Linked DNA regions of Homo sapiens: all the other regions are linked to region 1. The links are chromatin loops, found by intact Hi-C in ENCODE. Cell type or tissue: CD4-positive, alpha-beta T cell. All regions are shown on one strand.

Region 1 (8,000 bases):
CCAGGCATTATCCACAATGTGCAAATACCAAGTGCAAAGGCCCTAGGACAGAAGCATTCCTATAGTTTGAGGAATGAGGACACCAAAAACTTCCATAACTTCTAAAGCACTGTAAGGATTTAATATTTTTATCTTCAGCTAAATGAGACCACTGGAGAGTTCAGAGCTTGATCTCAATAAGGTTTGTTTACCTTCCCTTCATATCTGGACCTAGGGCCTCTTCTGTACCCACCCGTAGACCCAAGTCTTTTGTCTTTTTTTTTTTTTTGAGACAGTTTCACTCTTATTGCCCAGGCTGGAAGGCAATGGCGTGATCTCGGCTCACCGCAACCTCCACCTCCTGGGTTCAAGGGATTCTCCTGCCTCAACCTCCCGAGTAGCTGGGATTACAGGCATGCGCCACCATGCCCGACTAATTTTGTATTTTTAGTAGAGATGGGGTGTTGGGAAAAAGGCTTATCGAGTGCCTGTATAAGCTGGCCATAAAAATATGGCACAGTAAGTTGTGAAAAGCCACAAGAGGCCTCTGAGGAGGAAAGCCTCCTAATTGCCATCATGTTCCCATGCTCAGAGCGAGACCTGCTCTCTTATCTGTAAACAGTGTTCAAGAAGAAAGACATTCCTTTAAAGCACTGGAATGTGGACAGATTTGCAGGCTCCTAGTTAAGCCCGCTCCCACTAGCTACTCTCCAATAAGTTAGATATGCTGTTTGAGCACAAAGGAGATTCATTGAAACCGCTATAATTACGCCTATGACGCCTGCCTCCCTTTCACTGTTTCACCCTGAACATCTACTTCTTTTTTTTTTTTTTTTGAGACGGAGTCTCGCTCTATTGCCCCAGCTGGAGTGTAGTGGGGCGATCTCGGCTCATCGCAAGCTCCGCCTCCCGGGTTCACACCATTCTCCTGCCTCAGCCTCCTGAGTAGCTGGGACTACAGGCGCCCGCTACCACGCCCGGCTAATTTTTTGTATTTTTAGTAGAGACGGGTTTTCACCGTGTTAGCCAGGATGGTCTCCATCTCCTGACCTCGTGATCCACCCGCCTTTTGCCAAGGCGCTGGGATTACAGGCATGAGCCACCGCGCCCGGCCTACTTCTTAAAGTGATTGTACTCAATAAATAGTGTGGAGACCGCAACTCCGGGCCTTTTGCAGCCTCCATTTTCCAACTGGTCCCCTGGCTCCCACCTTTATGAGCTCTTAACCTGTCTCTTCTCATTCCGGGTAAGTGTCGAGGCTGGTCCCCAACAATGGGGTTTCTCCATGTTAGTCAGGCTGGTGTCGAACTCCTGACCTCAGGTGATGGGCCCGCCTTGGCCTCCCAAAGTGCTGGGATTACAGGCAGGAGCCACTGCGCCCAGCCCCCTAGACCCAAGTCTCTAAATATCATCTCTATGTCCTGGTAACTCACTGTGCCTGAAGATGCCTCCCATGTAGACTCCTACACTCCGTTACCTTTCTTGACATCTCCTTTGCTTCTCTAAGCAGCTTCTCAAGCCTCACAACTTCCCATGCCTAGCTGCTCCAGCCCATCTTCTCTATCTTAGCAAATGGCCCCAATCAACAGCGTTCAGACCTAAAGGCTTGAGTCATTCTTGATGCCTCTTTCCTGTGTAAACCAAAAAGTGTCTGAGACAGGTCTCAATTGCTTTAGGAATTTAGCTAATGTTAAGGACATACCTAGAAGAACACGAAATTACAGAAAGAGTCTGTGGTCTGTGCCTTTCTCCAGAGATGACTGTCAGGGCTTCAATATTTAAAAGAGAAAAGTAGGTTGAAGGAGAAAGATCTACATGTTCCAAGAGAAAAGGAGCAGGTAGGGGAATAGTCAATTATGTATTCCTAGTGTGCTCAGTAAGTCGCCACTTAAAGTGAACAGAGTTCACCCGTGGAGATATTTAATCTTGTATCTGTAGGTATCTGCTTAGAAAAAAAAAAAGAAACACAAAGGTGGCCGGGCGCGGTGGCTCACACCTGTAATCCCAGCACTTTGGGTGGCCAAGGTGGGTGGATCACTTGAGGTCAGGAGTTCGACACCAGTCTGGTCAACATGGTGAAACCCTGTCTCTACTACAAATACAAAAAGTTAGCCGGGCGCGGTGGCATGCGCCTGTAATCCTAGCTGCTGGGGAGGCTGAGGCAGGAGAATCACTTGAACCCGGGAGGGGGAGGCTGCAGTGAGCCAAGATCGCGTCACCGCACTCCAGCCTGTGAGACAGAGTGAGACCCTGTCTTTAAAAAAAAAAAAAAAAAAAAAAAAGTAACGCAAAGGTAGTTTCTTGCATGATTCCGCGCTCAGCATAATTTTTTCCTTTTGGCACAGTGAAGTTGGGTCCGATTTTTTTTTTTCCTTTCACGCCTCCCATCCCCAACCCATCAGCAAGTCTCACAGGTCCTGCCTTCAGAAGCCTATCCCGAACCACGCATTTCCCTCCACCTTCACTGCTCCATCTCGGCCAAGTCACCACGCCTTTCAGGGAACTCAGGAGCAACAAGCCCCCAGTGCGGGACGAGCCACCCCAAAGCCCCTCGAGAAGTTTTCTCTAACCACAGCCCCGAAAAGCCCCGCCACTACGACCACTGGCACCCCTGCTTATTTCCTCCAGACCCTCCTCGGCCGTCCCACCCCATCAAGCCCTCCTTTCGCTCGCATCTCCACCCTCCCTGCACACTGCCTAACCCAGAAAATGGCCAAGCAGGTAAGCCCTGTCAACTCACTTCTCCTCGGGACTCGGGTGTCCCTGACTTCCACGTGTTCACGAGAAGCTCGTCAGAGACCCTGACCTCTCCCGGGAGCACAACACAGACTCGAACTGGCTAACTCGGGCTGACGCCGGTTCAGCTGACTCCCATCCTGGCAAGAGGCTTCCGGAGTGTTCCAGCGCCTCCCAGGCCTGCTGCGGCCGCCCCAGTCCACGGGCCGCGCGGAGACCAAGATAAAAGGACGCAGGGTGCCGACCTGACCGATCCCGGCACCGCGAGAGCGCGACGAGGTCCCTGGAGCCCGCGGCCTCGTCAAGGGCCCCACCGCGCCCCGACCCCCGGGTCCCGCGCCCACCTCTCGGGTCTGCGCTCGGCGCCGCGGTGCTCTGCCTCCTCGGCGTCTTCGGGCCTCCAGCGCCTGCCGTCGGCTCTGCGCTTCCGTCCCAGGCTCCATCGCGCGGGGGACGGCGGGCTGCGGGGAGGGACGCGGTCGGCTGGGCACGGGAGGTTCGGGACCGCCTTACAACCTCCGCCCTCCCACACCCCGGCCCCGCACAACCCCCGCCCCACGGGGCACGCGCTCCCTCGCCCGCCGCGCAGCCCGGCCTCACCTGGCGTCACCGTCGCAGCGGCTCTGATGCCTCGGCGGGCTTCGCGGGCGGCAGGCCATGGCAGCACGGGCCGGGCGCGCAGCGCAGGGCCGAGGCTGAGGCGGCGGCGGCGCGGGCAGAGAGCGCAGAGTAGAGCAGGGCAGGGCCTGAGGCAGAAACCCGCGTCCCCGCGCCGGCGCTCACGAGCTCTGCGCGCCCCGCCCCCAACCGCCTTTATGTGGGCGCCGGGCCCCGCCCCTCGGCCTCCCGCGCGCGCCGGGTCGGGCGAGACCATCGGGCCACGCCGCAGGGGTCCACTCAGCTGTGCGCGCCTCGCGAGCCGACTGGGGCTAGGGCGAGGCCTCGGGACCGCGGGCAGCCGCGAAGCCCGACTGCCCGGCCCTCGGCTCGGGAGCCAGATGGACGCCGTGGGCTGAGGAGAGGCCTGAGGAAAAGGTTGCCCCCACCCGCGGGATTGAGGCGGCCGGGCCGCCGCGGGCCTCTGCGACGCTGATAGGTCGCGCCTTGGCGGGCGGGGGCAGCTTTGGCGGGAGATTCGGCCGCGCGCGACGCGGCGCAGGTCGTGGGGGAAGGGTAAGCGGCACGTTTCTCGGCCTGGGTCGTGGCGCATCTCCCATTGGTTCCGGCCTGGGTGGAGCGCGGCTCTGCTTGGTTCCTGCCCAGGTGGGGGCGTGTCTCCTCCCTGGCGGGAACCCGGAACCCGGAACCCGGAAGGCGCGGCCTGTGGCGGGTACTGACTGCTTCCCACGGTCCCGTGGCCGCTGCAGGCCCCGTACGCGCCGTCTATTGTTTTGAGCCGCTTAAAGTTTTGGAGTAACCTTTTAGGTCGCAACAGTTGACAACTACACTGAGTCTTTCCGGTCCCACTGCCCTGGCCGTTGACCGCACACCGGCCACCGACTGAGCCGCTAGTTTCGGTTGCCGCTGCCTCCCTGCCCGTCCATGACGTCCTCCACTGTGTCGCCGGTGCATGACGCTCCCACCCTCTGCCTGGAGTTGACTGGGTTTGTATCCTGAAGAATCCCTGGCTCAGCAGGTAGGTTCCACCTGGAGGCGAGGTCCTGTAGATCCGCACCATCCCGTCCCGCTTCCCCGCCGTCACAGTTGCAGCTGACGGCCCCGCGGATCCAGCCAACTAGAACCCCAACGGGTGCACTACACCTGAGAACAGGTTCCCACAGCTTCCTGTTGGGGACAACGTGAGGGATGCAGGGGAGAGTGGAACCAGCCAAAAGAGTGGGCAGTGGGGTCAGGTCCAGGAGGCTGAGCCCCAGGGATGCTTGGGATCCCTCTAAGGCCTTACACCTCTGGGAGGGCCGGACTTTTGCACCTGCTGCCCTCAGGACTGTGCCTTGGTGCGTCCACCGCCCCCTTTTGAACTCAAAAAAGTCATCCTCAGACTAGGACGGACACATCCTGTCCCCTTCCTCCCCAGGCCCTGGGCATCCCATAACCCTCAACACTGTAAACTAAAAATAAAATCCTGGCAGGGCGCGGTGGCTCATGCCTGTAATTCCAACACTTTGGGAGGCCGAGGCGGGAGGATCATCTGAGGTTGGGAGTTCGAGACTAGCCTGACCAACATGGAGAAACCCTGTCTCTACTAAAAATACAAAATTAGCCTGGCATGGTGACGCATGCTTGTAATCCCAGCTACTCGGGTGGCTGAGGCAGGAGAATTGTTTGAACCCGGGAGGCAGTGGGCTAAGATTGCACCACTGTACTCCAACCTGGGCAACAAGAGCAGAACTCTGTCTCAAAAAAAATTAAAATCCTAAGCCCCCAACAACTGAATGGACCCCCTTGCGGTCAAGGGGACACCAGTGGCAATAAGATACCAAATTATGAATAGGACCTAAGGTCATGCCAGGCAAGGGTTAAGTCACACACCCTACATTTAAACTATATTCCTACTGCCACACTGCTTTTCTTTTCCTCTTAGTAGCTCAATAAGCACTGGCCTTGAGCTAAGCAATATTGGAACAGTGCAGTGGCCGAGATGATGGCTCATGCCTGTGATCCCAACACTTTGGGAGGCTGAAGCCTCCAAAAGGATTGCTTCAGGTCCAGAGTTTAAGACCAGCCTGGGTAACAGCGAGACCCTATCTTTACAAAAAACTTAAACAAAAAGGCTAGGCACTGTGGCTCACACCTGTAATCCCAGCATTTTGGGAGGCTGAGGTGGGAGGATCGCTTGAGCTCAGGAATTCGAGACCAGCCTGGGCAACATAGCAAGACTTCATCTTTACTAAAAATCAAAAAAATTAGCCGGCCATGGTGGTGTGTGCCTGTGATCCCAGCTACTCGGAAGCTGAAGTGGGAGGATTCCTTGAACCTGGGAGGTCAAGGCTACAGTGAGCCCAGATGGCGCCACTGCACTCCAGCCTGGGCGACAGAGTAAGACCCTGTCTCAAAACAATAAAAACCAATTTGCAGTTCCACCGGATGCTGACTGATCCCCCAGCCCCTATTCCACCAGCCATAACTACAGTTTCATTGGACAAGAGACTGATTTCAGTAACTTGGTCCAGATAAGAGACCACAGTGATGGACCACTTCTGGCCTGTGTAGAACCTCATTATAATACATTTTAAATGTTAAGTCTCCACCCCAAAGTGAATGTGGATTGTATGTTTGTTCAGGATGCATGCGTCAGGACTGCCTTCATGAATATTCATAGCTCCTCCTGTCACCTGCTGAATATGCATGTTTAGCCAACCCATTCAGCATAAACCTCCTGCCCCAACCCCTCCTCCTCCTCCTCTGAAGTGCCCATCTCTGGTCTTGGCCAGAGGCTGTGCTTTCCAGTCTGAGGGATGGCCATCTTGCAGGCTGTTAACTATTTTTATTTTGAGACAGTCTCACTCTGTCGCCCAGGCTGGAGTGTAGTGACGCGATCTCGGCTCACTGCAATCTCTGCTATCCAGGTTCAAGCGATTCTCGTCAGGCTGTAACTTTTTAGAAGAAATAAACTCTTCTCTAAGTTAACAGTACAGAGCCAAAGAGTCCCAAGTACCTGTGAGTCACAGGGCCTGGCACAGTCAGGGCCCATAACAGCCCCTCAGTAGATGCTCACTGGATCTCTGTTGTTGGTTAAAGCAGCGCCTGGCTGTGTATGCAAAAGAATGCCAGTGAAAGTACCAGGCTGGAAAGAATCTGAAGACACTCGTAGCGCAGGAAACTAGAGCCCACTGTCATATCTTTCAATAGGATTACGTGTACTGTTTCCCCAAGAACCATCCTGTGGGTCAAGAAGCAGAATGGGGAAAAGGCAGCAAGCACTCACTGTCCGGTTGCTGGGGTGCTCACCTGAGGGCCCAGTGCTGTGGGGAACCCCAGGCTGCTGTCTTGGCTGCCCTAGGTGCTCGGCTGGCAATTCCTGGGCCACCCTGACCCACAGTGAGGTCAGTAGAGACAGCCTGGTGTCCTCACAGGACGCAGCTGCAAACATAAGTGAACCGGAAAGGCTGCTCACTCCTTGGCTACCCATGTGTCCCCACATCAGTTCCTGCATCTGGAAGCAGCCGCAGTGGCGACCACACAGTGACTTCCCCCAGGACGTGTCTCTGCCCCTCCCACCCTGCTCCTGCAGAGGGCCCTGGGTCAGGGGTTCTCAAGACCCCAGAGTCCCTAACCAGAAATCAGAGGGGAAGGTTCCTACTGTACCCGCCTCCCAACCAATGGGTTTTTCCTCCTTATTCTGAACAAAGCACGCCACGCACGCAATTCCACCTCTAAGGTGGCTTCTCCAATACCCACAGGCCATTCTCCAACTATGACAAAAGTTTGGTTTTAATATCGGGCAACACAAAACACAGTACATCACTTCAGACTAAATTTTATTAAATATGGTGTCATTTGGCTACAATCGGTTTGTCTTTATAAAACTAAGTAACTTATTTTGTAGTAAAAACAACCCCAACCCACTGCCCCTCTTTGGCAGCCCTTGAAACTCAGTTCAAAGCTAGGCCTGGCTCCCGGCCATGGCCCCTGCTGCCTTCACCTGCTGAGCGCTCTAGGAAGCCTCCCAAATCCCAAGTGTCAGGCCCCCGGAGTCCATCACCTCTGCCTCAAACAGCCAAGCCCAGGGGCTTTGGGGCCGCAGGTATGAAGGCCCCTCCAGTAGCCACACCTGTGTCAGGGCTGTGCCCTGGGGCCTGGCCAACATCCCCCCTCCCCTTGAACCATCAGGAACTGGGCAAGACGCCCACCAGAGGCTTGACCACAGGGGGCGTGCATCCCCTTCTGAGCCTGGGAGACCCTAGGGGAGTGGGTAGCCTGGGCTGGACCCCTGGTGGGCTTGTGTTCTGGATGTCGCTATGGCACTTTGGTCCTCAACTCAAACCCCCACCCCTACCCAGGAGTCTGAGACCTCGGCCTTCCCTGGACTTGTTGGGCAGAAAAAGGCACCAAGGACAGGATGAGAAACCCGGAGGGGCAGCCCCACAAATGAGGGCGCTCTGACCTGTCCTCCCATTGCCACCCCACCCAGGAACAGCCCCTCAACTGGTCACAGCCACCAGGAAGCCCCAGGACTGCTCCCACACCACAGCAGTGCCCTCTTCTCCATCCCACCCTCAGGACCTACCCAGGGTCCTCCAGGCAGCCAGGGGCCAGCTCCAGGACAGGGCAGGAGAATGCGGTCCAGGTCTGGCACGTAACTGAGGGTGGGTATGCTCCAGAGA
Region 2 (8,000 bases), 160 kb after region 1:
TGACCTCAGGTGATCCGCCCGCCTTGGTCCCAAAGTGCTGGGATTAACAGGGGTGAGCCACTGCGCCCAGCCTAAAGTTTAATTTTTAGAGCAGTTTTAGGTATACAGCAAAATAGAGCAGAAAGTGCACCCAGGTCCCATATAGCCCCTTCTCACCCACACACCCAGCCTCCCCCATCATCCGCATTCCCCACTAGAGTAGTATATTTCTTGTAATCAGTGAACCCACATTGTCACGTCATGATCACTGAAAATCCGGTTTTGGGTTCACTCTTGGTGCTGTACGTTCTTGTATCCACTGTTACAGTGTCACACAGAGTATTTTCACTGTCCTAAATATCATCTGTGCTCTGCCTACTCATCCCTCCCTGCCCTAACCCCTGGCTAATCTTTTTATTGTCTCCATAGTTTTGCCTTTTCCAGAATGTCATGGAGTTGGAATCACACAAGTTTGTAGCCCTTTCAGATTGGCTTCTTAGTCAGTTTTCTGTTGCTTATAGCAGACTACCTGAAACTGGGTGATTCATAAAGAAAATGAATTTATTTACTTATTTTTGAGACAGGGTCTCACTCTGTTGCCCAGGCTGGAGTGCAGTGGCAGTGGCACAGTCATGGCTCACTCAGCCTCAACCTCCCGAGCTCAGGTGATCCTCCCACCCAGCCTCCTGAATAGCTGGGACTACAGGCATGTACCACCACACCCAGCTGATTTTGTAGTTTTTTTTTTTTTTTTTTTTTATAGAGATGGAGTTTTGTCATGTTGCCCAGGGTGGTCTCAAACTCCTGAGCTCAAGGGATCCCCCATCTCAGCTTCCCAAAGTGCTGGGATTACAGGCGTGAGTCACTGTGCCTGGCCGGAATTTATTTCTTACAGTTATGGAGATTGGGAAGTTCAAGGTCCAAGAGGTGTGTCTGATGAGAGCCTTCTTGCTGGTGTGGACTCTCTGAAGCTTCCCAGGCGTCCCATGACAAGGGGGCTGAGCATACTAACTGCTAGCCCAGGTCTCTCTACCTCTTGTTATTTTTATTTTGAGAGATGGGGTCTTGCTGTATTCAAACTCCTGGGCTCAAGCAGTCGTCCCCCCTCAGCCTGCTGAGTAGTTGAGATTACGCCCTGATAATGAGGATCTTCTTTTCACGTGCATCCTTGCCATCTGGGTATCTACTTTGGGGAGGCGTCTGTGGAGGTCTTTTGTCCACTTTACTATAGACAGGGTCACATTCTGTTGCCCAGATTGGAATGCAGTGGTGCAATCACAGCTTGCTGTAGCCTCATGTAACTCTTGGGCTCAGGAGATCCTTCTGTCTCAGCCTCCTGAGTAGCTGAGACTACAGGCATGCACCACCATGCCCAGCTGTTTTTTTATTTTTTTGTAGAGATAGGATTTCAATGTTGATCAGGCTGGTTTCAAACTCCTAGCCTTAAGGGATCCTCCTGCCTTGGCCTCCCAAAATGCTGGGATTACAGGTGTAAGCCACTGCCTTTTTGTCCACTTTTTAAGACGAGGTCTTGCTATGTTGTCCTGGCTGAAGCGCAGTGGCTATTCACAGGTGCAGTCCCACTACTGATCAGCATGGGAGTTTTGACCTGCTCTGTTTCTGACCTGGGCTGGCTCCCCCCTCCTCAGGCAACCTGGTGGTTCCCAGCTCCTGGGAAGTCACCATACTGATGGCAAACTTAGTGCAGACACCTGACTGGCATAGCCCAGAACTAAATGATCCACCTGCCTCGGATTTCCAAATAACTAGAACTACAGGTGTGAGCCACTGTGCCTGGCTTATTCACTTTTTGTTATTTTTTATTTTTTGAGACAGTCTTGCTCTGTCACCCAGGCTAGAGTGCAGTGGCATGATCTCGGCTCACTGCAACCTCCACTTCCCGGGTTCAAGTGATTCTCCTGCCTCAGCCTCCTGAATAGTTGCGATTACAGATGCCCGTCACTATGCCTGGCTAATTTTTGTATTTTTTTTTAGTAGAGACGGGGTTTCACCATGTTAGCCAGGCTGGTCTCGAACTCCTGACCTCAGGCGATCCACCTGTCTCGGCCTTCCAAAGTGCTTGTATTAAAGGTGTGAGCCACCATGCCTGGCACTGGCCGTAATTTTAAAAATTCATTTATTTGTTTGGTGATAGAGACGAGGTCTTGCTATGTTGCCCAGTCTGGTCTCCAACTCCTGGGCTCAAGCAATCCTTTCACTTTGGCCTCCCACAGTGCTGGCTCACACTTCTCACAGGTGTGAGCCACTGGCCTTGGCTCCATTTTGAATTAATTTTTGTTAAGGGTGTAAAGTCTGTGTCTAGCCTGATTTTTTTTTGCATGTGGACATCCAGTTGTTCCAGCACCATTTGTCGAAAAGACTGTCTTTTCTCCATTCCATTTCCTAGAGTCAAGCTCAGCTGACTCCATTATGTGGTCTATATCCGGGTTCTCTATTCTGTTCATGGATCTATTTGTGTATTTTTCCACCAGTACCACAATGTCTCAATTACTGTAGCCTTATAGTAAGTCTTGCAGCAACCCTTGTTTTTTTGGGGGGGCCACAACTCAACCCATACAGGGGCCCAGCACCTGTGAAGGGACAGCAGCGGAGGCGGCGCGGGAGAGGAAGAGGAGGTGAACTGTGGCCACTCCTTGGTGGCTGGAGGTGGGTCCGGGGAGGCAGGACCTGGGCTGAGGTGTCGTTCTATAGCCCGGGTAGCGCACTTTCACAAAGCTCTCCTTGACCAAACTCTCGCCAGGCTCCCCTGGGCCCGCTTCTCAGCGAGGGCTCAAGCTGGGCCTGTAAAGCTCGAGCAGACACTAAGGCTCAAGGCCGAAGGTGTTCCCGGCTCCCTGAACCTGCGTGACAGAAAACCCAAGGCCGCCGGCTCCGGCAGCACCTGGAGGCAGGAGCCGAACTTCCATGGGCGGCGGGCAGCAAATCACACCGGCTTCAACCGCCCGGCCCGCCCACTTTTTGCAGCGTCTGACTTCCCCGCTCGCCCGCGCCGCTTCCTCCTCCTCCCTGTGCCGCACGCAGTCGCCCGCGCCACCCCCTGAAGCCCGGCTCTACCGCAGCGGCGCTGGGGTAGCGCCCCTGGACCAGGCGTCCTCCCCTCGCGAGCGGTCCTCCCGCAGCCGCGCCCAGCTCCGGGTCGGACCCTCGCCCGGGGGACTCGTTCACGCCCTGCGGCCGTTAGGCGGGAAGAGCACGACGCCCTGCCCTGCCCCGTCGTGGCGTCTGACCCTCTCCGCCACGTCTGTTCTGAGGCTCCGGGCCCGCCACGGCGGGGCCTCTGCGGCGGTTTCCCCACCCGTCCCCGCACTGCCGCTCCGCGAGGCGGACGCCGCTAGCAGCCTCCCGCGGGCCCCAGGCCCCGCGCCCCTCTCACGGGACAGGAGCTTGGGGACCCGCGCGGGCGGGCCGCGCGCCCAACGCCAGCCTCCGCGGCCGCGCGCCCACGGCTCGGGGGCGCCGGCTCCGGACGGTGATTGGGCGCGGATCGTGACGTCACTGAGCGCGGCGCCCGCGGGCGCCGGGTCTGGGCCGGGTGCGCGCCGCCGAGTAGCGGGAGCAGGGCGCGCGCCCGGCGCTACTCTGAGGCGGCTCGCGGGGCCCGCGGCCCGGCCCTCCCGGCGCTGCCAGCCCCGCCCGCCCGCGCGGCCCCCACCCGCCGCGTGCCTGCCCGCCCCGCCCGTGCGCGGCCCCGGCGCGGATTTGAAAAGCCCGGTCCGCGGGCCCCGCGAGCGCGGCAGCCAATCAGCGGCGCGCACTTTTCCCGCGGCTTCTGCGAGGCGGCGGCGGCCCCGGCTGCGGCGGCGGCGGCGGGCGGGAGGCGCGGGGGCGGGGTCGGCGCCGCGCGCGAGAGCCTCGGCCTGGCCGCGCTGCGCCCGCCGCCGCCGCCGCCCCCTCCCCGCCTGGGCCCTACCGCCGCACGGCCCCGGCCCCCTCCCAGCCTGCCGCTCCGGAGAGCCGCCCGCCGAGGATGCGACGCACCGCAGGTCACTGGGGCGCCCGCCCAACAGTCGCGGGCCGCCAACCGCCGGGGCTGGGGCCGGGAGGCCGGGCTGTGGGAGGCCTGAGGGGCGGCGGGGAGGACCGCGGAGGCCTGAGGGGGCGGGAGCGCCGGGAGGAGTGGGGGCACTGAGGAGGCCTGAGGGGCCGGCTCAGGGGCTGGGGGACCGGGAGGCCGGGCGGCCTGAGAGGGTCGTGGGGACCGCGAGGACCGCGGAGGCCTGAGGGCCGGCGGGAGGACCGGGCGGACCGCGGAGGCCGGGACGAGTCCGGGCAGGGGAGGGGCGGCGGCCTGCGGGCGGCGGCGGCTAACGGGGCCGGGCGGGCGGGCGCGGCCATGTTGGGCCCGGCCGGGCCCTGCGGCTGCACCTGTGCCCGGCCCGGCCGAGGCGGCCGCCTTTGTTCCCGCGGCGCCGAGCGGGTCGGGCCGGCCTTTGTGCGGCGCCCCCGGTCCGGGGCGGCCGCGGTGGGAGGGGCAGGTTGGGGTCCCGGGGCCGGCGCCGGGGCCAGGGGTCGGGCCGAGGGTCGCTTTTTGTTTGCAGGCGGTGTCTGGCGTTGACACTCGCGGCGCCCGGGCGTTGGTCAGCGCGGACGCTCCCCCGGGAAGCCGGGCCGCGGTCCGGCCCTTGGCAGGTGGAGGCGGGGGTGAGCCGGGTGTGGGTACCCTGCTGGGGGGCTGCGCGCCCTCGGCGTCCGGGCCTCCGCCTGGGATGTTCCCCTCGCCCCAGGATGCAGATTGATAGTCCTTGAAGCCTCAGTGCATGAGATGGGACCTGGCGACTTAATGGCTGGTTTTGCTCCACTCACAGGAACCGTGGTTTAAAATCTCGGCGTTTAAAAAATGCTGGTCTTAAGTTTCGGTAGAAATAAAATGGATGAGGGTATTGTATAGGACCCATTGCAGCACGAATCTTTCTGTGCCCACGATGGGCTTTGACATTCAAGTGGAAACATAGTATCAAAACTGATGTGGTGACGTTAATCGTTTTTAGGTAGATAACGTGTATTTTGTGTGTGTGTGTGTGTGTGTGTGTGTGAGAGAGAGAGAGAGAGAGAGAGAGAGAGAGAGAGAGAGAGAGAGCGCGCAGACCCTGTGAAGACAAGACTAATTGGATAAAGTTCAGGCCTGGCTCAGGAGCAGCTCTTCAGTGCTACCCACCTGCTTCACAGACTTTCAAGCCTTGATTTTTAAATGAGTTAAACGCCAGCATCACGCATGGGTTATATTCACTCTATTTTGTGTATTTCAAATATCAACGTGGAAAATAACTTAGGAGCCATCCCATTTATGAACTTGGGACTTAAACTTTTTAATTTTCCCAAAATGTTTTAAGTGCCCTAGTTACGTATTTAAATGTGATGAGAACAACAATATTTTAAAGAGCAGAACGCCAACAACATAAAGCAAACAAGTTCTGTGAGCACAGCCTTTCCTTGTGTACTTGATGTGTGCTCTCATTCCCCACAACTGATGGTGGTTCAAATCTAAACTGCCAAATGGAGATGAAGAGGACTCATGCTTTAAGCACGATTACTTTGAGTCATTTCCTTTTCTTTCCTTCCATTTTCTCAGCCACCCAAACCCAGCAACCTTCAGTTTTGGGCTGATGGTTGGTAGAGTGAGGACTTACTGCACAATTTTGAGTTTGTGTAAGCTTTTGTGAAGAGCTCTGATCTCAGTACAAAAATTGTCCTCTCCTGACTGCATTAATACCAGAGTCTGGCCTCTGATTATAACAGTAAAGATTTTATTTTAAGAGTATGAGGTAATTAACTGAGAATTTGAAAGAATGATGGACAATTTATCGTATCTATTCGTATGTAACATATAAACTAATATAACTTTTGGAGCCATGCACAACAAAATTATAAGGTCAGCAGGCTGCAGGTGCGACTTGCTTTGTTTCTATGCAATCAGCTTATCCAGGGCTTTCAAACCAGTACTTGCTGAAGTGTGCGGACCCAAATGAAGCATTAAGCAGAGTCCTAGAATGAGTCAGGAAGATAATCTGAATAGGTAGAAGACAACCCACTCCTCCTAATCCTGTGGGGCTTACATGGGTACAGCCTTCTGCCTATTCAGATTATCTTCTCCTTCTAAAAGTAATCAAATCTTACAAAGTTTACTCACATGGCAGAATGTGAACTTTTTTTGTTTGAAGATTCAGTGTAAAACATGCAAAAGTAGCTGGAATTAGGCTTACTAAGCTACAGGATTCTCTTTACCAAGCAAGAACTTAAAAGAAGTGCTAAGATGGTGCTGAAGTTCATAATCCAAACGTATTTTGTCCTGTGCTATTTATTTATTTTTAGAGACAGGGTCTCTCTATGTGGCCCAGGCTTGAGTGCAGTGGCTATTTCAGAGGAGAGCAATCATGGTGCACTTCAGTCCCAAACTCTTGGGCTCAAGTGATTCTCCCGCCTCAGCCTCCTGAGTAGTGGTTACTACAGGCACACTCAGCCTTCCTGGCTCTGCCCTGTCCTTTTTAGCTGGGCAAGTGGGCAAATAACCTTTCTAAGTAAATAATTAATCAGCAGCAACAGAAGCCATAAGGCTTTTTACTCATATATTCTGATCTACGTGTTTGGTTTTGCCTTTTTGTTTTTGTTTTGTTTTTTGGTGGGCTGCTCATGGCCATAGAATGCATACAACTTTGGATAAGCATTTTAGTCTTCTGAGCCTCAGTCTCTTGTTTTGCTTGATTGTAGTAAGTGTGACCTTGTTCTCCAAATACGTGGTACCATGTCCTGACTCCAGGCCTTTGTGTGGGCTGTTCTTGGGTGTGGACTACCTGCCACCTGTCCTTCCTCTTTGAGCATAATTCATGGCTTTTTAATGGCCACTTGTGACCTTTCTCCCCTGTTGGGTTAACTCTTAGAGGTAGGACTCTGTCATTGCCTTGGGCAGCATTGCCTCTGCTGGTGCATTCTCATGGCATACACTCAGTAAGTGCCGAATAAATGGGTATATGGCTTAGGGTAAACAAACAGCCCATTTTAATGCCGATATCTGGCCTGTTTGCCTCTCTGTTTTGTAAGTAATGGAGCATCTGGGAGAAGAAGCTGAGTCTAGAAAGGAAATGGCTTGGCTAAGGTCACTCTGAAACATTGCAAGTATATAAGTCCAACAAGTAGTAGAACAGATCTGTACTACCACCAAGATGGAGCAAGAAATCTACCTCGTCAATTTCTCTATCCTTGGTGAAGATAAAAAAATATAAAGTACACAGAATACGAAAGAGGAGATGACATGGGGGCTTTAGAGGATTAGGCTTGTATTTGTAAACTGTATGATTTGCTAATTCCTTTTTAATGAATGGTTATTTACAGCGAGTACTTTGGGGGAGAAAAAGACTTGTGTTGGTAACCCAGGGACTCTAGCATTTTATATTTGTCTATTGGTTGCAATATTGCTCTTTTCTTTTGAGATAGGGTCTCACCTGTTACCTGGTGTGGAGTGCAGTGGTTCAATCATAGCTCACTGTAACCTGGCACTCCTGGGCTCAAGCTTTCCTCCCAGCTCATTCTCCTAAGTAGTTAGGACTACAGGCAGATGCCACCATGCTTGGCTAATTTTAAAATTTTTTATGGAGTCAGTCTTGCAGTGTTTGGGCTGGTCTCTGTAACTCCTGGCCTCAAGTGATCCTCCTGCCTTGGCCTCCCAAAGTACTGGGATTACAAGTGTGAACCACTGTGCCCGGCCAAGTTGCAGTATAGCTTTTTACTTTTTTTTTTTTTTTTTTTGGGACAGGGTTTTGCTGTGTTACCCAGGTTAGAGTGGAGTCATATGATCACGGCTCATTGCAGCCTTGATCACCTGGGCTCAATCGATCCTCCTACCTCAGCCTCCTGAGTAGCTGGGACAACAGGCATGTGCCACCATGCCTGGCTAATTTTTGTGTTTTATACAGACAGGATTTCACCATGTTGCCCAGGCTGGTCATGAACTCCTGGGCTCAGGTGATCCTCCCACTTCGGCCTTGTGCCTGGCCTGCAGTATAGCT
Region 3 (8,000 bases), 750 kb after region 1:
CTCTAGGGCTACTACAGCAAAGTACCACAAACTGGGTGGCTTCAGATGCAGGAAGGTTCCCCCCAAGACCACACTGGGAGGAAGGGAGAGGACATGAGGTGGAAGTTCCCCGCAGGCCCAACTTCCAGAGCACCGCCAGGAGTGAATGGGCTTAGACCTGGGTTCTGGGGTGATTCAAGGGCAGGGACTGGGTCCACCTTCAGACCTCATGCTGCGCCCTGGGCTGGGGCGGGACCAGGCAGGGAAGCCGGAGCAGCCCCACTCACCGTGGCAGGTCCGCTGTCTGGGCAGATGGCCAAGCTGATGCTGCAGCGTGCAGAGAGACGGCTCCGGGAGGACAGGTCCAGGAAGGAGCTGGTGGAGCAGGTGATAGAGGGGCAGAAGAACGCCAAGGCGGCCCAGACGAAGCTCGCGAAGGGCCGACAGCAGACAGGTAGTCAGGAGCCAGATGTCACTGGCCCTACCCCGCTCTTCCCCACTCGGGTGCTGGGCTGCCACCCTTTCCTGAGTGAGCCACTATGGCTGTCCAGGGTCAGGGACCCCTTGAGGGAGGCACTCCCAGGTGGCCGCACTGAGGCCAGAGTCCTGGCTGGGGAACCCTGGGGGAGGTGCCTTCCTGTCCAGCCCCTGCCCTGCCACCCACCAGCCACCTCAGCTCCTGGCTTGGCCCCCAAGTTCAGGAGGCGATCGAGGAGAGCAGGGGGCTGCTGCAGCGCAGGGCGCAGGCAGCCCAGGAGGAGCAGCGGCGCCGTTGTGAACTCATCTCCCAGCTGCGCGCACTCGAGACACAGCCCACGCGCAAGGGCAAGCTCGTGGACCTGACCCAGGTGAGGATGCAGTCCTGGACGGGCCCATGCCTCAGGGGCCTCCACGCTGGCACTGCCATGAGAGGCAGTTTCCAGGGTTCCCACCAGAGCCACAGGTGGGTCTTGCACCACCTGAAACCTGGCCCGCCACCCTCCGTGACTCAACACCCATGTGCCGCGGGCCTGGGTCTGGCCCTAAGAGTTCACAAGCCTGCGGGCAAGGCACACACTTAGCCAGTCCTCTATAACTCCTGGGGGTGGCCAAGGTGGGCTTCACAGAGGAGGCCACTTAGGAGCTGCCTGTTGAGGGAGGGCCAGGGTGGAAAGGGCAGTGTAGGGAGAGCGCAGGTGTTTTCAAAGGCTGGATGGAGGCTGCATGGAGCAGGAGGTTGAGGAGGGCCTGCCGGAAGCCCGTGTGAGAAGGCATGATGAGGGGCCAGGCCTCAGAGGAGTGCGGGGAGCCAGCTGCAGGGCCTGGCCCAGCCCCGAGGCCATGGGGAGTGCAAACGGCTGTCTGCCCCAGGCCCCGAAGCCTGGCTGGGGAGATAGTCATGAGCTCCATTTGGGACTTGCCACAGTGGAGGGGCCTCAGTCCAGCTGAGATGTGCAGACCCACACAAGGTGTAGTGTTGCAGAGCGGAGCCCAGGCTGGAGAGGCTGGGGGCATGTTTCATAAGCAGTGTTGAAGCAGAGGGAAGGTGGGCAAGGGGTGGGCCTATGGAACAGGGGAGGGATCCTGGTGGGAAGCATCGGGGCCCAGCACAGCTCCCAGCTTGGGGCCTCCCCTACCACCCCACAGATCCCCGGCTACGGCCTGGAAGGAGAGATGTCCATAGTGGAGCTGCGAGAGCGGCTGGCCCTGCTCAAAGAGAATCAGCGGCGCAAGGAGGAAGAAAAGCGGGATCAAATCATTCAGGGCAAGCACACCAAGAGCCAGGAACTGCAGAACATGGTGGAGCAGATCTCGCTGTGCCGTGCAGCCATGGGGAGATCCGCAGCCTTGAGGTTGGTACTGGGCTCGGGGAGGGTGCCTCTGGGTGGACAGGGAGCATGCTGTAAGCCTGCCTTGCACCCTCCTGGGTGGGTCTCCTAGAAACAACCACCACCCTCCTGCCCAGGAAGTTCCCTTGCCGTAACTCCCCTGACCCCTATTATTGTAGTAGGTGACTTCCAGGCACATGGGAATGGTGCAAAATTCTGCATCCATGGCTCAGAAGCCATGACCCAGATGCAGTCATTTTTGCACCCAGCTCATGGGTCCAACCTTTCACCATATGTGCTTCACGTAGCCAGCTAGCTATTTATGTCTGCAGAAGCATTAGGAAGTAGTTGCAGGAATCAGACACTTTAAACACTTCAGCATACATCTTCTAAAAAAATAGATCGTCCTACATAAACCACAGCACCCTGACACCAATAGAAAATGGAACAAAAATTCCCAACATCACCTAAATATCTCATCTTTTTTCACATTTCCCCAGGTGTCCAAAGACTGTTGGCCAACTGTTTTTTGTTTTTGTTTTTGTTTTTTGAGACAGAGTCTTGCTCTGTCACCAGGCTGGAGTGCAGTGGCGCAATCTCAGCTCACTGCAACCTCTGCCTCCCAGGTTCAAGCCTCAGCCTCCCAAGTAGCTGGGACTACAGGCACACACCACCACGCCCGGCTAACTTTTTGTATTTTAGCAGAGACAGGGTTTCACCATGTTGGCCAAGATGGTCTCGAACTCCTGACCTCGTGATCTGCCCGCCTTGGCCTCCCAAAATGCTGGGATTACAGGTGTGAGCCCAGCCTGGCTAACATTTTTAAAAGACTGTTGCTGTAACTTTTTTTTTCTTTTTAAACCAGGATCTAGTTGAGGGTTGCAGATAGCTCGTTTGCATGCACACACATACAGATGCCTTTTTACTTGTTTGGGGGACAGTCTGGTGATGTTTTTTAGCCCCTTGTGGCTGGCCCCTGGCAGCCAGGTCAGACATGGGCAGGCATGTCCCCTGGTCCTGGGGTCAGGCTGGCCTCTGGGCCCTGGCCTAGTTCCCAGGGAGGCCCAGCTGTTGTAGTAGAGCCTCGTTCAGAGCCTGGCATACAGGGCTCCGGAGACGGTTTCTGAGTGGGACTAGGTGTGGTGGATGGCGGGGCGGACAGAAGGAAGGACTAATCATTGCTGATGGAAGAGAGCCCTTCACTGTTGGTCCTTGGAGGGGCCGCTGCTCTGGTTGCAATTCAGAGGAGGCACAGGGCAACCGCTGCTGGTGCTGTACAGGGCGGGCTGGCTGCCCACCAGCTCCCCAAGGTGGCACACACCTGGACAGCTCATCACTTCCAGCTGCTGGCCACGGCCTGGCAGAGCTCAGACGCAGCCTGGTTGGTGTTAGGGTGCCTCCAAAGGTCTACCTCCTGCTAAAAAAGTTAGAGCGGGCTCAGGCATGCACTTAGGCCCCAGGCCACAAATTCACCAGGGTCGACCTGGACAGTCAGACAAGAGTGGTGGAGACAGGGAACAGCACATGCAAATATCCTAAGGCTGTGAGGTCCACTGACGCCAAAGCCAGCAGGGAACAACACATACAATCAGAAGGATCAAGGGCCATGTCTGCAGGTACCTGTGGAGATGCAGGCCACAGCACCACAGCGTTAGCAGGGGGTACCTCCAGGCAAGAGACAGAAGAGTGCGAGGTCAAAGGAGGCTTTCACATTTGTACCCCAGTTATGCATATAGTTAGTACACCTGTAATACTTTTTTAAAAAAATGTTAAGTTTAAAAAAAAAAAAGCTGCTAGGCGCCGTGGCTCACGCCTGTAATCCCAGCATTTTGGGAGGCTGAGGTAGGAGAATTGCTTGAGCCTGGGAGGTCAAGGCTGCAGTGAGCCATGATCGCGCCACTGCACTCCAGCCTGGGCGACAGAGTGAGACCCTGCCTCAAACAAACAAACAAACAACAACAACAAAAATTAAAGAAAAGAAAAAAAGAGCAAAAGGGTAGATAGAAGTGCTGGAGACTCCCCCAACCCCTCCAGCCCCTGAGCGGTGGTACTGTCTAGGAGCGCGCCGCGGCCCCTGGGCCTCGCTGTCTGTCCTAAATCATTCCGGTGAACCTCTCCGGCTGCGTAGCTCCTTGCCCCCGCGTCGCTTGGACACGGGTGGCATCCTGGGTCTGGCCTGGGCCTCCCGCCGGCCTGCTCCTGAGCCCGCCGCGTCGCCCGCCAGGTGGGAGGAAAAGAAGGCCCTTGCGGCGGCCCCGGCGGCGCCCTCGCAGGACGAGCGCGTGCAGCAGCTGCGGCGCAGGATCTCGGAGAGGGCGGCCGAGCGCAGCAGGCAGGCGGCCTTGCTGCACGTGTCGGCGCCGCGGACCGCGCGCCCCAAGCCCCGGGTGAGTCCGGATTGGTGGGAGGAGCCCGGGCGACTGAAAGCCGGGGCCGGGTGGGGATGGCGGGCGCGGCGCGCAGGGACCGGCGTCCCGGGGCGGGGATGGCGGGGAGATCGGGTCCGGTCCGCGGCCGGGAGATACGCAGCGGCGGGCGCGGGAGGCGGTGGGGGCGTCCCTGCCCGCGCCGACGCGTTCCCCGGCCTGCAGGCGCAGCTAGAGGCGCAGCACTGGCTGGAGCTGGAGCGGAGCCGCGAGCGCAGGCTGCAGGCGCTGCAGCAGGGAGGCTCAGGACCCGGGCCCGCGCGCCGCCTGGAGGCCGCCTGAGCCGGGCCGAGCGCGCCCCACCCGCTTGCGGGCCACCCCCTACACCCGCCGCCCCAATAAAGAGTGCGGCCCGCGGTGCGCGCCTCCTCTTCCTTGGCCGGGCCCCCCTCGGCCCCGGCCCCCCTGCCTCCGCACCCCGACCGCACCCCTCTCCCTTCCTAGCCCCCGTCTGCCCAGAAAAGCATTGCCGGATAAAAGGCAGGACGCCCAGTTACTGCGTGGGGACAAACTTAGGCTAAAAATGTATCCTCTCCTTATCGGGAATTCAACTGAACTGGGCATCCTGCATTTTTATAAGCGAAATCTGGCCACCCCGGCCCAGGTCCTAGCACTTCCCTACAGCCTAGCATAAGGCATTCCTGGTGCGCACCCCTTCGAAACTCCCAGAACCCCTTCAGATGTGGAAATTTGGAACACCCACCCTTTGCCGGCATCCAGGTGGCTTCACCTAGGGAACCCCCGAGACTGAGTGGCGACTGTGAGTGTACGTTTGGCTGGGGAAGTGGCCAGGATTCTTGAGCGCCAACGTTGCACTGGCCCTTCACGCGCCTCCACCATCCTCACTACGGTCCAGGGACGTAGGAACTGGCCTGCCCCTGTTCTGCTGATGAAGCCACAGGTGCTCAAAGAGGCGATGTGACCGGCCTAGAGGGCCAAAACCCAGAGCTGCGCCTGGGAGCACCCCCTCCTCCCCTTTCTCTAGCATCAGAAGCAGCCCAGATCCAACAAGATCAGGGCCAATGGAGGCAGGACTTCACCCAAGGCAGGGACCAAGATGGATTGGTTCTGCAGTGTCCCGGGACTCCGTGGGCTACAGAAGGCTCCACCTTGAGGACAGGCTTGCTGAGTGAACGCCTGCTGGTGACAGCCTCAAGAAGAAAGTACATTAAGCCACCTTCTTCCCAGGAAAGAGAGAAAAGCGTCAAGTCCGTGGGGTGGTGAGCAGAGCAGTAAGGGGTTGGGGAGTGGAAACTGACAGATAAGCTAGATGTCCAGGGGAGATATATTTCCTTCCCCAACTCCCAATATCCTCCTTGGGCCTGCAGAGGAGATGGTGCCTCAGATGAGGAGGCTGAGTCCCAGGGTACACTCAGACCAGGAAGGCAGGCATCTCAGCAGTGACAAGAACAGGCTAAAGGACAAGAGCCCTACTCCAATATTCTGAGTTTGTGAGAACCCCAGGATTTTACCACCCAGGTAGGTAAGGAGAAGAATTTCCACATCTCTGTAGAATTGCAGCTGGGAGCAGATTAAATTTCATTTAAAGAAATAAACATTGGCCAGGCAAGGGGGCTCAAACCTGTAATCCCAGCACTTTGGGAGGCTGAGGCAGGTGGATCACCTGAGGTCAGGAGTTTAAGACCAGCCTGGCCAACATGGTGAAACCCCGTCGCTACTAAAAATACAAAAATTAGCTGGGCGTAGTGGCTGGCGCCTGTAATCCCAGTTACTCGGGAAGCTGAGGCAAGAGAATGGAGTCGCTTGAACCCAGGAGACGGAGGTTGCAGTGAGCTGAGATCGCACCACTCCAGCCTGGTGACAAGAGTCAAACTCCATCTCAAAAAAAAAGAAATAAACATTGCTCATATCCCGTGTTGTGTGATCCAAACCCATTTAATTTGATATTGATGGAATACATTGATGATGCCTGGCCTAGAAAGCCCCTCTGAGCTCTGGGGGTTTCAAAGGGGGATTTATTAGCTCTCATAATGCCAATCCAAAGGCAGCAGACTTCAGGATGTACCCGATCCAGGAGCTCAGTCTCCACTCTGGTAGCAGTTCCAGCCTGAGGAACAAAGAACAGTTGCCCCAGTCTCATTGGCCTGAATTGAACATACTTGGGCTGAGCCAGTTCCTGCAGTGAGGGAAGGTCTGCATGGGTGCCTGAAGCAAGCACTGTGGCAAGGCAGGGGAATTACCCTTCACCTAGAAGGTTGGCCTCTGGAGCAGAGGGGAGATGTGGCAGCTAACAAATTGAGGGTACTATTGGCAACACTGTTGGTTGGCAGGTAACAAGGTCTTCCCCTGCCCCCTCCTGGACTGAGCAGCCGCTTAGAGCTAGCTTGAGAGCACGTGGGGCCTCTCCTCATACAAACCTAGGTGGGAGCAGGCCTCGGACCATTCCCTAAAGTTGTGGCCTGGGAGTAGGCATTGTGTGATAGAGTGATGGCAAAATGTCTGTGTATCCCTGCCCCTTGCCTTGTGACTTTACACCTCCCATCGAGAGGTGGAGTCTATTCCCCCAGCCCTTGCATCTGGTCTGGCCTAGTGACTTTCTTTGGCTAATAGGGTGCAACAGAAGTGACCACGTGCCAGTTCTGAGTCTGGGCCTCAGGTGGCCTTGGAGCTCCCACTTGTTCTCTTGGAACCTTCGCCAGGCCCCATGTGAGCATGACTAGGGTGGCCTGCTGGGATCAGACACCATGTGGAGGACACCATCTCAGAGGCCATCCTAGACTAGCAGAGCACAAAATGAGAGCGCAGCCGGACAAGAACCTCCCCCAACCCTGCTGTCTTATAGATTCATGAGCAACAATAAATGTCTGTCATTCAAAGTATCAAGCTTTGGGGTGGTTTGTTCCAGAGCAACAGCTAAGGGGCACACCCTTAAGAGCCCAGGGCCTTCACACTGGGGGCCCCTGCCTCCCCTCCCTGCACAGGCAGCTAAGGGGCACACCCTTAAGAGCCCAGGGCCTTCACACTGGGGGCCCCTGCCTCCCCTCCCTGCACAGGCAGCTAAGGGGCACACCCTTAAGAGCCCAGGGCCTTCACACTAGGGGCCCCTGCCTTCCCTCCCTGCATAGGCTCTTTACAGAGAATCAAGCTACTCCCCCAAAGGGGGCCAGCCAGAGTGAGATATGGCCCAGCTAGTGCTGACAATCCCTCTCTGAACCTTTCCTGGCTGGACTGCCTGGGGAGTGGACATTTTGCCTGAGTACAGGCTAGTCAGAAGATCCTTGTTGATAGCATCTGAGACCCACTTGGGCAGGGGCTTTCTTTGGAAATAGTGAAGAAACAGATTTAGTAGCTGGTGTGAGGCCCAGGAACCTGCATTCAGCTGGTTTCGACTTGTGGGACTATGGGAGCACCAAGGTGCCGGTCTTTTCTCTAAGCTGCAGGCGTTCAGGGCCCAAGGGAAGCGCTATTTGTGAAGGAACAAGTTCAGTGCAAGTGAGGCTTGGAGAAGACTTGAAAGCAGCTTTTGTTTTTGTTTTTGAGGCAGGGTCTCGCTTTGTCACCCAGGCTGGAGTGCAGTGACGTGATGATAGCTCATACAGCCTTAAACTCCCGGGCTCAAGTGATCCTCTTGCCTCATCCTCCCTACTAGCTGGGACTGCATGCACTTACCACCATACCCAGCTAATTTTTTATTTTTAGTAGAGATGAGGTCTCACTATGTTGCCCTGGCTGAAGGCAGTCTTTGAGCATGAAACTGGTATTTATAGAGACTTTTTCAACATCACATCTTCAATATATTACAGTTACAAACAGAAAACCCTAACTT

The links. Peaks named below come from ENCODE experiments on the same cell type or tissue, not always from the same donor. Only the 100,000 strongest peaks of a DNase experiment are listed, where the experiment ranks them.
Region 2: a loop joins it to region 1, with 6 times the contacts of the local background. A loop is called at or near these places in 12 of 110 quality-filtered maps.
Region 3: it touches region 1 in a loop (3-fold over the local background); 5 of 110 quality-filtered maps call a loop at or near these places.

What each region holds. Positions count from the first base shown.
Region 1 is chr4:1,708,815-1,716,814 of GRCh38, forward strand. SLBP (stem-loop histone mRNA binding protein) reads right to left here and starts at 3,505. Exons shown (of 8, transcript NM_006527.4): 1 at 3,316-3,505; 2 at 3,060-3,176. The coding sequence starts at 3,374. It overlaps TMEM129 (transmembrane protein 129, E3 ubiquitin ligase), which reads right to left. Exons shown (of 4, transcript NM_001127266.2): 4 at 7,138-8,000. RefSeq lists silencers at 2,882-3,001, 3,012-3,921 and enhancers at 4,052-4,341, 6,321-6,430, 6,551-6,620, 6,931-7,030. In CD4-positive, alpha-beta T cell, no CTCF peak of the experiment used is centred here; DNase peaks (open chromatin) are centred at 2,447, 2,897, 3,507 and 3,917; H3K4me3 peaks cover 2,861 bases; H3K27ac peaks cover 2,529 bases.
Region 2 is chr4:1,867,560-1,875,559 of GRCh38, forward strand. It overlaps NSD2 (nuclear receptor binding SET domain protein 2), which reads left to right and starts at 3,834. Exons shown (of 22, transcript NM_001042424.3): 1 at 3,834-3,983. It also overlaps the pseudogene RN7SL671P. RefSeq lists an enhancer at 2,763-3,264 and silencers at 2,998-3,257, 3,288-3,517, 3,568-4,267. In CD4-positive, alpha-beta T cell, no CTCF peak of the experiment used is centred here; DNase peaks (open chromatin) are centred at 2,992, 3,592, 4,922 and 5,492; H3K4me3 peaks cover 3,026 bases; H3K27ac peaks cover 2,341 bases.
Region 3 is chr4:2,458,432-2,466,431 of GRCh38, forward strand. CFAP99 (cilia and flagella associated protein 99) reads left to right here. Exons shown (of 16, transcript NM_001193282.4): 12 at 292-433; 13 at 676-827; 14 at 1,606-1,811; 15 at 4,012-4,174; 16 at 4,379-4,571. The coding sequence ends at 4,495. It overlaps LOC105374353 (a long non-coding RNA gene), which reads left to right and starts at 4,573. Exons shown (of 2, transcript XR_007057992.1): 1 at 4,573-5,692; 2 at 6,785-7,053. It overlaps LOC107986250 (a long non-coding RNA gene), which reads right to left. Exons shown (of 2, transcript XR_001741551.3): 2 at 6,091-6,281. RefSeq lists a silencer at 3,980-4,599 and an enhancer at 5,017-5,516. In CD4-positive, alpha-beta T cell, a CTCF peak has its summit at 4,465 (motif pointing left); a DNase peak (open chromatin) is centred at 4,440; H3K27me3 peaks cover 493 bases.